Regions from separate parts of the Homo sapiens genome. Here all the other regions are linked to region 1. Evidence: chromatin contacts called from ENCODE Hi-C or POLR2A ChIA-PET data. All regions are on one chromosome and are shown on one strand. Each heading gives the region's core, a stretch centred on a gene start or an enhancer-like site at or near the end of the contact. The rest is flanking DNA. Distances are from core to core; before and after follow the strand shown. Region 1 overlaps RPTOR (regulatory associated protein of MTOR complex 1). Region 2 holds the start of BAIAP2-DT (BAIAP2 divergent transcript). Region 3 holds the start of RPTOR (regulatory associated protein of MTOR complex 1).

What was found. A loop is a pair of places that touch in the nucleus more often than their neighbours do. ChIA-PET counts read pairs that join two places held with the same protein, here RNA polymerase II (POLR2A). Pooled maps may share reads with other maps.
Region 2: a loop to region 1 is called in a pooled map, with 3 times the contacts of the local background. The contact joins the promoter of BAIAP2-DT here to the enhancer-like site in region 1. A Hi-C loop is called at or near these places in 1 of 168 maps with a recorded cell type or tissue (mesothelial cell of epicardium) and 1 of 50 pooled maps. POLR2A ChIA-PET finds 5 or more read pairs at or near these places in 2 of 52 experiments (A673 and CD4-positive, alpha-beta memory T cell).
Region 3: a loop to region 1 is called in a pooled map, with 3 times the contacts of the local background. The contact joins the promoter of RPTOR here to the enhancer-like site in region 1. A Hi-C loop is called at or near these places in 2 of 168 maps with a recorded cell type or tissue (Right ventricle myocardium inferior and gastrocnemius medialis) and 10 of 50 pooled maps. POLR2A ChIA-PET finds 5 or more read pairs at or near these places in 2 of 52 experiments (MCF 10A and OCI-LY7).

What each region holds. Positions count from the first base shown.
Region 1 is chr17:80,779,175-80,784,143 of GRCh38, forward strand. All of the region lies in intron 6 of RPTOR (regulatory associated protein of MTOR complex 1), which reads left to right. Among named protein-coding and RNA genes, the nearest start is that of CHMP6, 210 kb to the right of the region's middle. RefSeq lists enhancers at 299-799, 1,316-1,515. Within about 2 kb of position 2,234, at least 19 of the 41 ENCODE cell types and tissues checked have a DNase peak (open chromatin) inside an H3K27ac peak, as active enhancers do; they include OCI-LY7 and gastrocnemius medialis, where a contact is called at or near this core.
Region 2 is chr17:81,032,877-81,037,845 of GRCh38, forward strand. It overlaps BAIAP2-DT (BAIAP2 divergent transcript), which reads right to left and starts at 1,843. Exons shown (of 2, transcript NR_026857.1): 1 at 1,689-1,843; 2 at 1-522. BAIAP2 (BAR/IMD domain containing adaptor protein 2) reads left to right here and starts at 2,275. Exons shown (of 14, transcript NM_001144888.2): 1 at 2,275-2,432. The coding sequence starts at 2,379. RefSeq lists a silencer at 1,911-2,220 and enhancers at 2,092-3,087, 4,138-4,690.
Region 3 is chr17:80,542,056-80,547,024 of GRCh38, forward strand. RPTOR (regulatory associated protein of MTOR complex 1) reads left to right here and starts at 2,783. Exons shown (of 34, transcript NM_020761.3): 1 at 2,783-3,736. The coding sequence starts at 3,575. It also overlaps the pseudogene RPL32P31. RefSeq lists enhancers at 2,477-3,303, 2,637-2,996, 3,277-3,376, 3,304-4,130.

The sequences.
Region 1 (4,969 bases), core at 984-3,483:
GAGGGCTGGAGCTCATGTGTGCGCCCGTAAGCTGGCTTTCCATTCAGTGGTTTCAACTTCTGCCTGTAGAAACACCAAAATTGTCCATGAGGTAAATGAAAATACATCCCAGGACACTCTCACTGTCCTCCCATTGTCTGGTGTCTTGTTGAGGGCTCTGGCCAGGTCAACAGGCAACTGTTTTGTCCTGTGAAAGTGTGGCGCCTCCGTGGCTTTCTGGGAGAACCGAAGAGAGAGACTTGCAGTCGGCGAGGAACTCCTTGGCGCAAGCAGCGTGCGGATCTCCTCATGCTTCTGCCGTGCCTACGTGCACTGACGTCGTCACAGGTGGGGGATAAGATTCCGTCGCGGTCGGAGTTTTCCTGTGTGAACATTGAGATGTGCAATTCCGTGACCGCAGGCACTGCCCCTCCGACACAGTGGGGTTCATCTGCTTGCGGAAGCCTCTTAAGGGCGGTTGGGAGAGACCCTCAGTGGCGCATGTCTGGAGGCTGCTGACCTAGCGTCGCAACCATAGACCAGGAACACAAGCAGATAAAAGCAGCAAGTGGGACAGATTGAACCAGCTCTTGGCATAGTTTCCCACCCCCCAGCTAGTTCAGGAGTCTGTGGACAAACTGTGTTTCAAGCATGTTGAACAACGCAGTGTGCATTTCCAAGTTCATTGGAAAATCTATGTGAGTTCACTTGTTTGCCACCAGAATGCCAGGAGTGAGCTCCGTTCTCGGGGTGCTCTTCCTTAGCCCCCAGTTTTTGCGGTGGCTTAAGGCTCTGCAGGAGTCGGGGGTACCCAGGCTCCACTCCTTGGCCCGACTCCATGCTGTTGCGGCTCTCATCTGCTGTGGGAAACTCGCTCCTCGTGGACATTTTCCACGCCTCTGGCTGGATTTCTGCTCAGTAGCCTTCAGCCAGCGGTGTTCTCATCGTGTCCATCTGCTTCTATTAAGTTAATGGGCACAGACACACGGCCCATAAAGCAGCTGGATCAAAAGTCTGGTTCTTATCAGACGACTTAATTGATAAATGTCGCAATCACAAGAAGCTGAAATGCTGTTGTGCAATGACTTCCAGAATGGTGTTCTGGGCACGTCAGCTTCCCTAAGTACAACTGGAGCCGTCGGTGGAGAAGAGCGGAAAGGGAGAGTTCAGTTGGTAGGAGGGAGGGGTCCAGCGAGAGACAGGGATGTACACGAAGTCTGTTTAACTTTACATATTGGGTGCAGAAACCACCACGGTTTAAATGCTTAGGAAGACAACTGGATAGACGGTGGTTTGTTTCTAGCCCTGATTCTGAACTCATCTGTCCTGAAAAACAGTTGCTGACACCCTCTGACCCTCAGAGGCGGTCCGGGCTAGAAGGGGATTAGTGGAGGACATCTCGGCAGGGCTGCTGTAGGCGGATGTTGTCCAGTCAGAGCGGAACCGTGACCTGTGATACGTATACTTTTCATTTTTGCCGTTTATGCTATTTTTAGATTGTCTTTATTTTACATATTAGGAATTTGCACACACGTCAGGTGAGTCGTAAGAGTCACAGAGGAAGTTCCTTCTTAGCCTGTGGCAGGGTGGATCCTGCAGCTCCCTTCCCCCCTCACCCTCCCCCCGGGGGGCCTCACTCACACAGCCCCTCCGGCTCCCTTTCTTTTTATGAGCTTTCACCTTACTCTGTTTTCCTCTTTTCTTCCTGATTTCCCTAATTGAGTTTGAGTCAGTGCATTGAGCGTGCGCTCTCAGTTGTCAGGGGTACACACTTGTGTGTGATTTTTTATGTGGCTGAGATGCACCAGGATCCTGTTGCCTCAGCCCACTGTGGTCTTTGGGTGCAGAGGAGGGTTCTTATGCCCAGCCACTTAGCCAGCAGGGTAGCTGGGGGTGAGTTTCAGAACCTTCTGAACCTCAACTGTCTCCCCTCCAGGGCAGGAAGGATAATAACACACATCTAAGCGGGGAGGGTGATAATTGTGCCCATAGTCTAAATCTTTCTCAGATCCTCCGGTGACATTGCCGGGTGGCCTGAGCTAGGAGGAAGGGTGAGGACTTAGGCAGATGGAGGACTGTGCATTTCAGTTTTTTGTTTTAATTAATTTTTTTAACTGACAAGATAACTTAGAGGGATTTTTTAAATTGGCAAATAGAATCTTCAGCTTTGCCTTCGGTTCCCTCATCGTAGGGTCAGCTCGTGGCTGCCACCCCAAGACAACACTTCCTCCCCGTGGCCGCCCTGCGGTTCCCTTCTTCCCGGAGGGTACCAACGAGCTAGGCCTGGTGCTGCCGAAAAGGAACTCAGGAAAAGGTTCCAAAATTTTTAATAGGAAGAATTTCCCAAGTCTAAAATACACAGAACTTACTCAAAAAGGGCCCCTTCTTGTGGATATTTTTAAGAGTACATTTTGCCACGCTGTCTCGCGTGGGGCCTCTGCAGCAGCTGAGACGTTTGGCAGTTTCTTCAAGACTTGGAGTAAAACCTCGCCTGAGATAGAATCTAAATACACTGGGCTTGGATCGCCCATTTGACTAAATTTCGATCCCAACTCTAGCTTTCAGAAACCTCCTTATAGGGAGAGACCTATTGCTATGGGAAGGCAAGAGAAATTAATGTCTGCGTTATTCCAGCAAAGCCCCTGCACTGCGCTGGAGGGACTTTTGTTTGCGTCTTTGGGTTGCAGAAGGGGCTATGATTGTGCGTGGCTTATCTTGGTCTCCAGCCCAGTTTAGACCTCCTTCTAGCTGATCTCTTCTCTCACTTGTACTTTGGAAGAGAGTCAGGGCTTGGCTTTGGGTCACCAGGCGTGCAGCCATGTCAGAGCTCTGGAGCCACCTCGGTTTTGTCCCTGTCACGGGGATTGACTGATTCTTAAATGATCTGCGCGAGGCGGCCCTGGAGCCTACAGCAGCACCGTTCCCCCAGGGTATCGCTGGCCTGTGTTTCACATAGGGTCAGCTCTTCGGGGGTTGTCACTGAGTAGTAAGTGCTGAGCCCTCCTGTCCCTGTTTGCAGAGGCAGCGGCTGGTTTCTGGCTGGCCAGTGATTCCTCCACCCTGTGAACACACGTGGAAATTGACACGGTGGACTCTGGGATGTAGGGGAAGGCTCTGGGTCAAGGGCATGGCTTCTTTATATAGAAAGAACAAGTCAGATGGCAGGAAAGATATAATGGTGGGTCATTTAAGTATTGGTTCTTTGTAATTTAAAAGAATCACTTTATTTATTTATTTTTTTATTTTTATTTTTTTTTAAAGAACTGAGTTTTATGGGTTTGCCACAAAGCCATTCTACATCCCCGACAAGAATAAGAATAGGTGAGGACCCAGCAGTCGCATGTGAAAATAAACGGTGTATTTAGCGGGAAACTAATGCCTCTTGCAGCCATCAGGCACTGTTTTCCCTTGATCCTGGAACACCTTGGTTTCCGGGGATCTCAGCCCCAGCCGTTGCCCCATAGCTGTTCCTCAGCACCGCAGTCGTGGAAGCCCTGTACTGAATTAGAACCGAGCAGCCCTGGCTCTCAAGGGGTCACGGGGTGAGAGGACCAGAGTTCTGCAGGCATTTTCACGTGAGAAACTCCAGTCCTCTGTGGCTGTCCCACTTCCTGACAGCTTGGCTTCCTTCAGGCAGCCTGAGTATTATTCCCATCTTAGCTCTGTCGGTATGTAGTATAAACACAGTCCATGTTATTGATAGTTTCTTAGGTAAAAACACATTAATATTTGAATCGGGCCAAGGAGCACGGAGAATCTGAAGTTGTCGCAAACAAGCTGGCTGTAAATGGGCTCCTCCAGGGCAAGGCACACCCCAGAGCTACTGGGGGAGGTGGAAGCTTGCTGTGTGTTGTGTGTGTGTTTCCTGTGGTTGATGCTCATAAGCGTTACCTCCGTGGAAGAGGTTTACCTTTTTAGGAAAGAGTTGGTTTTCTGCTTTTGCAAATTTGTACCAACTGTTGATCATCTCAAGGACAGTGGAGAAGGGACAGGCAAGGAGCCTCCCTTTCAGTCTTGGCATTCTTCGAAAATAGAAGGTGGCTTCCTTAAATGATTTCCCGACTTGACTCATCAATGTAGGAATGCCTGTGTTGACACTCTCTTCCCCCTCTCTCTCTCCGTCTCTGTCCCCATCCCTTTTACTTTTTATTATAGGACAGTTTTCAACCATTCTGTGGAACAGTTGAGAGGATGATAAAGTGAACCCTGTATATATTAAATCACCTACATTTTACAATTATTTGCTCTGTTGTTTTGTTTTTGTGGGTATGTTTGCTAAATTACAGACAACATGATGTTTTACCACCCAAATACTTAATCATTTCTTTTTTAAAAAACTGACATTTTTCTTATAACCAAATTATCTTAACTTTTTAATGTCTTTTGAACCCAAATGGCAGAGCCCTTGCAATTAGCCTTGTTCCCGTGGAAGGTGTATTCCATTGCCGGCCAGGCTCATGCATCCAGCAGGCGCCTAAGGGGCTCCTCCGATATCCAGCCAGCTCTGACAATGGGGCCGTAGCCCAGAACAAGGCAGATGGGATTGGCTCATTATGTGGGTTGGCAGAAAGCTCCGATGAGGTGTTCATCTGTATTTCTCTTACCAATGGAATAATTGTTTTTCCTTTTTGCTAGCTTGCTTCTGTAGCACGGAGGGCCACTATGAAATAGCAAACTCTTGCACTTAATTTGTATCTTGTCCTGCTTACCGGCCTAGAAGCTCCTAAATAGAGTAAACTTTTCTGTACATTACAAAGTGCAGCTGTTTAACGTTTGCAAGTTAGGAAAGTCGCTTCTACTTGGTTTTCTTCTAATAATACTAAAAGGCATACTTTTTTTTTAAGGCAAAGGATCTCACTGTCACCCAGGCTAGAGTGCAGTGGCACGATCATAGCTCACTGCAGCCTTAACCTCCTGAGCTCAAACGATCCTCCTGCCTCAGCCTCCCGAGTCCTCTGACCATGCCCAGCTAACTTATTTGTGGAGATGG
Region 2 (4,969 bases), core at 593-3,092, 250 kb after region 1:
GGGAAGGCCTCCAGCCCGCATTCAGCCACCTGCCCAGCCGCCGGGCGGAGGGAGCAGGCTCAGGCACCGAGACTGCTGAGCCACTGGCCACCCGGGAAGCAGGCTGCGTTCTGAGTCGGTCACCGAATATGTCCCCCCTTGGACGGGAGTAGCGCAACGATGTGCAGGCCAGCTCAGGAAGTAACGCTGGGAGCTTCTAGAAGGTGGAGCGGGATCCAGGACCGTGGGAGCTTTTCCGGAGAAGCCTACCTCTCCTGTGTTGCAGCTGATGGGAGCAGCAGGGCCTGGAGAAGAACTGTCCCCAGGCTGACTCCCCTCTTGGAGTGAGGAGGCCTCCCGTGTTTGCCTGCCAGCCTCCATCTGTCATCTTGGTTCCAGCCATTCAACTTTCCTCCAGGCGAGCAGAGCTGCTCTACCCCCACCTGCTCCGTGTTGGCCCCAGACCCAACTCAGGCCAGTGGACGTCTGTCCTAGGGCTGCGTGTGAGATCGGTGGGTGCAGGGAACACAGCAGGAAGCTGGCCTAGAAGAAGGGGGTCAGGGTCAGTGGAGATGCTCCTACCTTCAGGTAAATGCCCTCATTTGTTAGGGCCAGTTTGAGCGAGCTTTCTGTCATTTACCACCAAAAGAATCCTAGAAAATAAATACACAGGGATCTACCCCCAAACACTGGAGACAATAAAGAAAAAGGAAGCAGCCAGGGCCAGTAGCTGGAAGGAAATTCAGCCGGAGGAGAGGAGGCGCGGGGCTGTGGTGGGAGGGAGGCAATGCTTCCTGAATCTTACTTCCCTGGTCTTTCCATCGGCCTGAGCCCGTGCCAGTCTGGGGATCTGCCGGCCAGCCAGCACAACTGCGTCTCCCCCAGGGGCCTGACTCGTTGAAGGAATGAATGAATGAATGATTTTGCAGGGATGGGAGGCTGGGAGACTGAGAGGTTTCATTAAACGGAAACGCTCAGATCTGGTGTTTCACAACGTAAAACAAATAATTCCTCTATGTTAGCCTAATTTATGTAAATATTTCTCCACGGGAATTGTACCGGGAGACCTGTGTGCCAACTCGGCCAGCTTCCCCGGCAGAATCTCCCCTTGGGAGGACCCTTAAGCAGGACCCTTCCTAAAAATTGGAGGCAGCTCTGACTCCTCCATTCCTCCTACAAGGTTCCCCCACCCCCTAGGGCTTTCCACCGCATGAGAGTCCTCCGGGCCCCTCGTTTCCTACTGCCCTCGACCCTTCCTTCCCGAGACCTCTCTCTCTCAGTAAACTGCCTCCAACGAGAATCTTCTGACGGCAGGAGGGTCCTCCCCGTCCCTAAGGGTCGCCCTGTCCCCAGGCCTTCCAGCAGGACACTCCCCTGTCCCCTCTCCAGATCCTCCTTCCCAGGGCCCTCCTCCAAGATCCTCTTCCCCAACCCTCCTCTCCCAGGGTCCTCCCCTCTCCAGAATCCCGGCCCCAAGCCCCCAAGCGCTGTCTGCCTGTCTGGGGTCCTCCCCAGAGTTCACCTTCTGCAGGATCCTCCCTCCAAGTCCTCTCCTCACGATGCTCCCCCGAAATCCTCCTTCTCCAAGTCGTCCCCCACTCCAGGGCCGAGCTCTCTCCAGGGTCCTCCTGCAGCACCCCCTCCCCCAGGGTTCTCCTCTCTGCCCCGAGGGGCCGGCCGGGGGGTCGCCGCCCGCCCGGCGGGCTTACCTGCGAAGCGGCGGGGTCGGGGCCTCTCCCACCTGTAAGCCCGGCCCGCGGCGTCCTGCGTCCGAGCCGCTCCCCGCCCCGCAGCGCCAGGCCGCGACCCGGCGGGCCGCCCGCCCCGAAGTGCCACTTCGCGAAGTGCCGCCTCCACGCGCGCTGCCGCCGGCGCCCCCCGCTCTCCTCCCCGCACCTTCTGCTCCTTCTTCCTGCGCCACCCCGCCCCCGCCTCCCCGCCCCCAGCCCGGCTGTTGCCCGGGCCCCCTCAGGCTGCTCCCAGGGCCCCAGCCCGCGCCGCGCCTCCCCTCTCCTCCCCCAGGATCGACGCCGCCGCAGACCAATCGCTGCCTGGAGTCGGCCACTAGGCCCCACCTCCGATCCCGCCCCCCTCCCCCTTCTCCGGAACCCACCAATGGAAAGGGCGGTGCGGGGGCGGGGCCTGGCGGTTGCCTAGCAGCGGCAGCGCCGGGCGGGGGCGGGTGGTCGGGGGCGGTGATGCGGGCGCAACGGGGGCGGGACGCAGGGGCGGGGACTGCCGCGGGGCGGGGCCTGAGGCGGCTATAAAGGTGGCCGCCGCCGGACGCCGGGCTCTGTGGTTCGGGTCCGCTTTCGTCTCCGTCCTGCTGCCGTTACCGCCGCTGCTGCCGCCGCTTGCGTCCCCCGCTCCGGTCTGTGGTGCAGCCGGGACCCAGGACCATGTCTCTGTCTCGCTCAGAGGAGATGCACCGGCTCACGGAAAATGTCTATAAGGTGAGCGCCCCCCGGCGCCGAGCTGAGCCCGCTCCGTGTGCGCCTGGGTCGCGCGCCGCCCGCGCGCCCGAGCCCGACCAGGGCGGCCCCGGGGCCGCGCGCCGGGCCAGGAGGCTGGGACTTTGGGGGTCTTCCCGGCGCGGCCACCCGGGACCCGGGCTGCTGGGGTGGTGAGCCCGGCGCCGGCCGCTCACAGGTGGCCACCCCCGCCCGGGCCCCCCCATCCCATGCGCGCCGCGGCCCGGTCAGTCCCCAGCCCCAGGCCCGGGGAGCACTCCCCGCTCCGACGGCCCTGCTCGGCCCCCGCGCGCTCGCCTTGGCGTCGGCGGGAACGGAGCCGCGCGCCGGGCCCCGGAAGCCCTCGGACCGGTCGGGGTCGTAGCACACCCGGGCAGGGCCGGGGCGGCGGGGGCGGCGGGCCCAGGGGTTGCGGCGGCCAGGACGGCATGGGGGCTGTCTGAAGGCCGCGGTCGGCGCGGTGGCACCGTGGGGCTCCTCCAGGCGCGGTTGCGCGAGCCTCGGGCACTTCATTCTCAACAGGCTTTCCCTTCCCACAACTCCTGCCCGGCGCCCATGCTGGGGCCTAAGGTGGGAGGTCGGAGCGCGGGCAGGCTGGATGGGTGGACGGATAATCTATCATCTTATGTAACCGCGGAGAGAGAAGACTAATTGTGTAGGAGGCTGACGTGCCTGCCTTTGCTTCAGATGTGTTAAGAGTGGCATCCACGTTCTCGTCTGCGAAATGACAGGTTCACATCCAAGGGCCGCAGAGCACCGCTGGAAGCCTCCCCTGCCGCCCCCTCCCCAGTCGTTTTTGTGGCTGGGATACCGACAAACAGGCCCTTGGTTTTCTCTTTCTTCAGCATCCGTTCTCGGTCCAGACCCCCACGCCTGAGCCCGGCAGCTGCCGGGGAGCATTTTCTCAGAGGAGAAACCCCTGCTCTGGGTGTCCCTGGGTCCTGGGCGATCTCTTACAGATGTGCTTTGTTTCAAAACTGTCTGCAGGTTCAGTGACAGGCTGGGCGATGAGTGGAGTGGGTATTTACCCGGCAGTCGCTGGTTCATGTTTCCTAACCGGCTTGCACCCTGCCCGGCAGAGTAACTGTTTCTGATTGTGGTAGGCGGCCAAGGCGTGCCTGGCCAGGGGCCTGGGAAGCCCTCTTAGCTCTCAGGCTTGGGAGAGCCAGATGGAGGCTTCAGGGGTGGCCCCTCTGGTTCCAGCTGGAGTGCAGGGGGCCGATTGCACTTGAATACAGCTTTCAATAAAGCTTGTGAAGTTGGGGCCGCGTCAGTCTGGAAGGTTTCTGAAGGCGGGTGTGCGGTCGACTAGATGAGTCCTAAAGCCACGTCGGAGCCACTGGGAAACAGGATTCAGGGTGACCTGAGGAGTCGGCTTGGGAAAGGCACAGGCCCTGGGGTTGTTAGGTTTGGTTTCACAGAGTCTGTGGCATACGGTTCTGGCCTTGTTGCTCTGTGGAAGCACATGTTGTCAAGGGAGGGAGGTTTATTAAATTATTAGTCATTAGCTCCATTACGACTTGTTTGTGATTGCAGAGGGTGGAAGAGAAGTACCAGCGGAACCTTTTTCCTATTTTTTCTCCTTCTGCGCTGAAACCAGAAAGCAGGAACTTTCGTGGTGAGAGTTGGCAGGGGGTGAGTACATGGAGTGGTTTTGCTCTGGGGGACCGACCCCGTGATCGTCCTTAATAAAACTCTCCTAACCGGGCAGTAGGCCTTCACCTAGGTGAAGCTGTAATTTATCTGCAGGTCTAAGTGAAATCTGCTGGCAGGAAAACTCTTAGGACTGAGTGTTTGGGGACTTTGAGCCCCTGTGGACGCAGACCAGCTGGTCTGGAGCACGTGAAACACACAGGTTCTGCGTTTTGTCTTCCACGGGTGGGTTAATTGGTGATTTTCCCAAGTGAAGATGTGGCGGTTGATGATTTGATTTAGCACGGCAGGACGCGGTGGGCCGCAGGTGTCTGAAGGGTCGATCCACTCTGGAAAGGCTTTGCCCTGGTGACAGGCTTGCGCTGCTGCTGCTGCACACAGGCGGGGTTGGTTTTGTAGGTAGGTGGCTCCTGCTGCCACTCCGGGAGCCTGACTGCTGAGTCTTTGAGACCTTTTTGTGCTTTGTCACTGGGGAGCTCAAGGTGCCTTGGTAGTGCCGGTACTGGTTGGGCAGCTTTTGGCAATGTCAGCCAGGCAGAAACTCAGCCCACATGGAGACATAGTCAGGAGACCGCTGAGGCCACCGGTGTGCACTCCTGGGCCGGTCCAGCCGGTCCAGGCAGTGCTGAGCTCTGTCCTCTCCTGGGACGGTGCTGCCTCTGGCATCCCTTCCCGGGGCCGCTCCTGTGCCTGGGTTGGCGGCTTGCAGAGCCCTGGCAGTGCCTCTTGGAACGGCTGTGCTGTGGCCTGCTTAGTGTCACCCGCGATGCGGCTCAGCTGTTTGGTTTGGTTTGGACATTGCATCGCCTTAACTGCAGTTCTGAGTGGTGTTTGCCTTGGCAAAGGAGGACGCTTGTCCTTGGCCT
Region 3 (4,969 bases), core at 1,533-4,032, 240 kb before region 1:
AGGAGACTTTAGAGCGAATATTGTCTAAGACCTCCAAGTCTGCCTGGCTGTGAACTATCCTCAGAGCGACCTGATTTAAGAATTCAGATTCTGGCTCTCTTCCTTGGCGCTGCCTATGGAGGGGGCAGCCATCTCCTCCTTGGCATCATGGCCGCCCTCAGACCCCCTGTGAAGCCCAAGATCATCAAAAAGAGAACCAAGAAGTTCATCCGGCACCAGTCAGACCGATGTGTCACGATTAAGCGTAACTGGCAGAAACCCAGAGGTATTGACAACAGGGTTGGTAGAAGGTTCAAGGGCCAGATCTTGATGCCCAACATTGGTTATGGGAGCAACAAAAAAACAAAGCACACGCTGCCCACTGGCTTCTGGAAGTTCAGTCTACAACGTCAAGGAGCTGGAAGTGCTGCTGATGTACAACACTTCTTACTGCGCTGAGATCGCTCACAGTGTTTCCTCCAGGAACCGCGAAGCCACCACAGAAAGAGCCGCCCAGCTGGCCATCAGAGTCACTGACCCCCATGCCAGTCTGCGCAGTGAAGAAAACGAGCAGACAGCTCATGTGCATGTTTTGTGTTTAAATAAAACTGTAAAAACTGCAAAAAAAAAAAAATGCAGATTCTGAATCCCGGTCTCCCTGCTCCCCGATCTGGGGCTCTGGGTTGGAAGCTGGGCATCCTGAATTTTAGTTTCCTGGGCGATTCTGACCACCTGGTGGGTTTGGACTTCAACGTGCTCACTGACACCTTCGTTTAGAATTTCAGATACGAAAAATGGATTTCCCAAGGTCACACACGTTATAGGTGAGGAAACTGAGTCTCACACAGATTCAGTGGGCTTTCCCAGGTCACAGAGCTAGTTAGGGATGAATGGGTTTAGCGTTGCTGCTTTTCTGTAACTGTGACTTCCTGCAAGAGCTGCTGGAATGCAGCTGTCTACAGCCACCGGAGGTGGGGAGCAAGGTGACAAGGCAGAGGACAGGAGTGATTTTGTTGCCTTCAGATGAGAACGGGGTCTTCCTAAGACCCTGCATCCCTGAAGCCTCTGCTGGTAACTGTGAGGATAGTCTCTGCCAACAGAGAGGGTGCCCTGAGTTTCAATAGGAGAATTGGCTCCATGGGGTGTAATAACCAAACGAATGTGCGGAATGACAATGATTTAATCCTGTAGCCTTTATTAAAGGCTTGCTTTGTGCTGGGTGAGAAAGGTCTGGGATTGTATTCTTCATTCTCATTTTGAAAGGAACACAAATGCCATCAAGATTTTGATATGGATGGCCACATGTGTCTAAGCCCCGGAAAACCATCCTGAGAGATCAAGACCATCTTGGCCAGGATGGTCTTGAACTCCTGACCTCATGATCCACCCACCTCAGCCTCCCAAAGTGCTGGGATTACAGGCGTGCACCACCACGCCTGGCCTCGTTTTATTCTTATTTATTTATTTATTTATTTATTTATTTTTGAGATGGAATCTCACTCTGTCACCCAGGCTGGAATGCAGTGGTGTAATCTCGGCTCACTGCAACCTCTGCCTCCCAGGTTCCAGCTCTTCTCCTGCCTCAGCCTCCCGAGCAGCTGAGACTACAGACGCACGCCACCACGCCCAGCTAATTTTTGTATTTTTATTAGAGACGGCGTTTCACCATGTTGGCCAGGCTGGTCTCGAACTCCTGAACTCGTGATCCACCCTCCTCGGCTTCCCAAAGGGCTAGGATTATAGGCGTGAGCCACGGTGCCCTGCCTACATTTGGTTTTATAGTCCACCTTACACAGTTCTCTATACATTGTAAATGAGCCAAATTTCCTGAATTGAAAAAGAGAGTCACACAAGAGGCTTGCCTCCACGCACAGACATGTAGTTTTAGATGTCTGCACGTGAAGCTATATCAAAATAAGAATAAACTACTGCTACCAAGAAGTGGGAAAAAAATTTAAAAAGGATAAACTGCTCAGAAAACGAAACAGATTAAACAAAAAATTGTATTAGATGAAATTTTTTTTCATCGAATCTTGCTCCAGACTCTTCTTCTGTTGCTTCAGACCCTTCTTCATCTGAAGAGTCTTGCTCTGTCTCCCAGGCTGGAGTGCAGTGGCACGATCTTGGCCCACTGCAACCTCCGCCTCCCGGGTTCAAGCAATTCTCCTGCCTCAGCCTCCTGAGTAGCTGGGATTACAGGCGCGCACCACCACGCCCAGCTAATTTGTGTATTTTTAGTAGGGACGGGGTTTCACCATGTTGGCCAGGCTGGTCTCGATCTCTTGACCTCGTGATCTGCCCGCTTCGGCCTCCCAAAGTGCTGGGATTACAGGCGTGAGCCACGGCGCCCGGCCTTTCACTTGGTTCTCTATGAAAAAATTAAAGAGAAAATCTGATTGACACTGTGGAGGACACTACACTCCAAAAAAAAAAGTACTATATTTTCTAATATTATCAGTGCTTTTTAATATTTTCTAATATTATCAGTGAAGCTTTTGCCGCTTTTTCAAAATCTGGAAGAAACAAGGCGGTTGATTCCTTTAATTTCAGGAGCATGTAACTTCATTTATAATGACAATGTTTTTGAAAAAATAAATTAAACCGACAGTTTCATTTGTAGGATTGACTTTAATAACACGCCTCTACTGAACAAATGGCGATTAACTGGGGAAAACGGAATTATGGTAACCGAGGTAACGGGGTCGGGGACTCTTTCTCCTTCGCTGCATGCTGGGTGGCGGGGAGAGACCGCTCTGAGGAGGTTTGGTCTGTCGGCCACGCCGTAGGCCGCGGTGCATTCTGGGTCCTGGCAATATGGCGTCCTCCTTGATGGGCTGATGAGATGAGTTTCACTGTAGCTCCAAACCAGAGGGCAAAGCTCCCATGACCCAATAAGCCCACATTGTCCCTTTCCTCCGTGGTTCCGTGTCGCCCGTTTCTCAGGACTCGTTCTCAGGCAGGAGAGAGCCTCGGGGCTGAAGGCCAGGACCAGCCAGGCCGCGCGGACCTGAGGTTGAGGAACCGGGTGCAGGCGAGCACGATGGGCCGGTCGTGGCTCTGGTTGCAGCAGCTCAGACGAGTGCGGGACCCGCAGGGCTGAGAGTGGCTGGAGGAGACCCAGGGCCCTTTGAACCCGATCCCTTGGCCGGAGACCTCAGCCCAGTCGGCCCAGTGGGCGAACCGGCACCAAGAGCGGCCTGCCTGTCTTCGGAACTGCTGAGGCGGTGGAGGCCGAGAGCAGGGTCATCGTGAGGCCTGAAGTCTCTTACGCTTTTGGCAGCTCCCCTCGCAGCCCCTCTGGAAACGTACAGCCTCAGGAGCAGCCAGTGGCTTGGGACCTGGGGTGGTGTGTGTCTGCGGAGCTTCTTGGGCTGCCCCATTTCCTAGCGGCCCCCACCTCCCCACTTCCCGCTCAGAGTTAGAGATAAGGATCTCAGACTTTTGCCTGAGTAAGGGTCTCCGCACTCTTTATCCATTTGGTTTTCGATTTCCCGTTTTTGTTTCTTATTTCACCAATTCTGGTACACGCTAGTTTTTAAGGCTGGAGGTTCTCGAGCGCTTGCTGCCAAGGACTCCCCCACCCCCTCCCCCACTGATGGAGTCCGAAATGCTGCAATCGCCTCTTCTGGGCCTGGGGGAGGAAGATGAGGCTGATCTTACAGACTGGAACCTACCTTTGGCTTTTATGAAAAAGAGGCACTGTGAGAAAATTGAAGGCTCCAAATCCTTAGCTCAGAGCTGGAGGATGAAGGATCGGGTAAGTGGATTCTGAAGGCACCCCTTGAACTTGGTAGTTTCCCCAACAAAGAAAGTTTACAGCCCGAAAAGTGTCCTTGGGAAAGCGCCGACATTTCCCCCTAGCCACACGTTGTAAGTCAACTAGAAAGCAAAAGCCATTTCAGACTGCAGTTTTTGGTTGAAAATGGAAAATGCTGTTTTGGTTAGTCATTATTCACTGGGTAGTGTTAATTCAATTCCAACTAAGTTCTAATTCAGATAATAAAAGTTAAGCAAATTTGAAAATAGAGCATTGCGAGTATTTACATGCTCTTTGGCATACTACTTAGTTCTGTAAACACTTAGAGGAAGGACAACGTGCGATATAATCTTTATACCCACATGATTAGTCTACTTTTTAAAATATCCAAGCTGGGTGAAGTGCAGAAGTCTGATATACTATGCTAGGAAATGAGATTACTGGAAAATGTTCAACTAGTAACAAATTAGTGCAAAGTTATTATAAAGTTACACTGAACTTCATTCTAGTCTTCTAAACAATTTCTCTTGAAGCTAGATTTTCCTCCTTTTATGTAGTGTCCTGTTGCTGTAACTTGGAAACAGGATTTCTTTAATCGTGAGTTAGGGTATGAGGCGTCGAGACTTGGGTGCAGGTTTTAGGGTGTCCGCATGGTGTTTGGAGTGTGGAGAGTGACTCACAAGCAGCTGGTAGGAAAGAAAACAGCCGAATTTTGTTGGATTTGTCCTTCATAAAACACCCATCTATTTCCTGGCCTCAAAAGCAAAAGGGTAGTACTGCTTCTCCTCTATGCACACTTATAATTTGTCTTTTTGTAAGTTATTTTCTCCCTCCAGGCTGCTTTTATTTGCACATTTCAGTGGTATAAAAGAGGAAGTTGGTGTTACAATGTTTGATTTTCTCTAGGCTTATGTATATGTTTATGGAATATTATTGTTTTTTAGTATATGATGTTGAACATATATAAGATTACACTTCTGGGCTGGGCGCGGTGGCTCACGCCTGTAATCTCAGCACTTTGGGAGGCCAAGGCAGGCCTCCCAAAGGCAGGCGGATCACCTGAGGTCAGGAGTTTGAGACCAGCCCGGCCAACATGGTGAAACCCTGTCTGTACTAAAAATACAAAAATTAGCTGGGCTTGGTGGCAGGTGCCCGTAATCCCAGCTACTCGAGAAGCTGAGGCTGGAGAATCGCTTGAACCTGGGAGGCAGAGGTTGCAGTGAGCCGAAATCG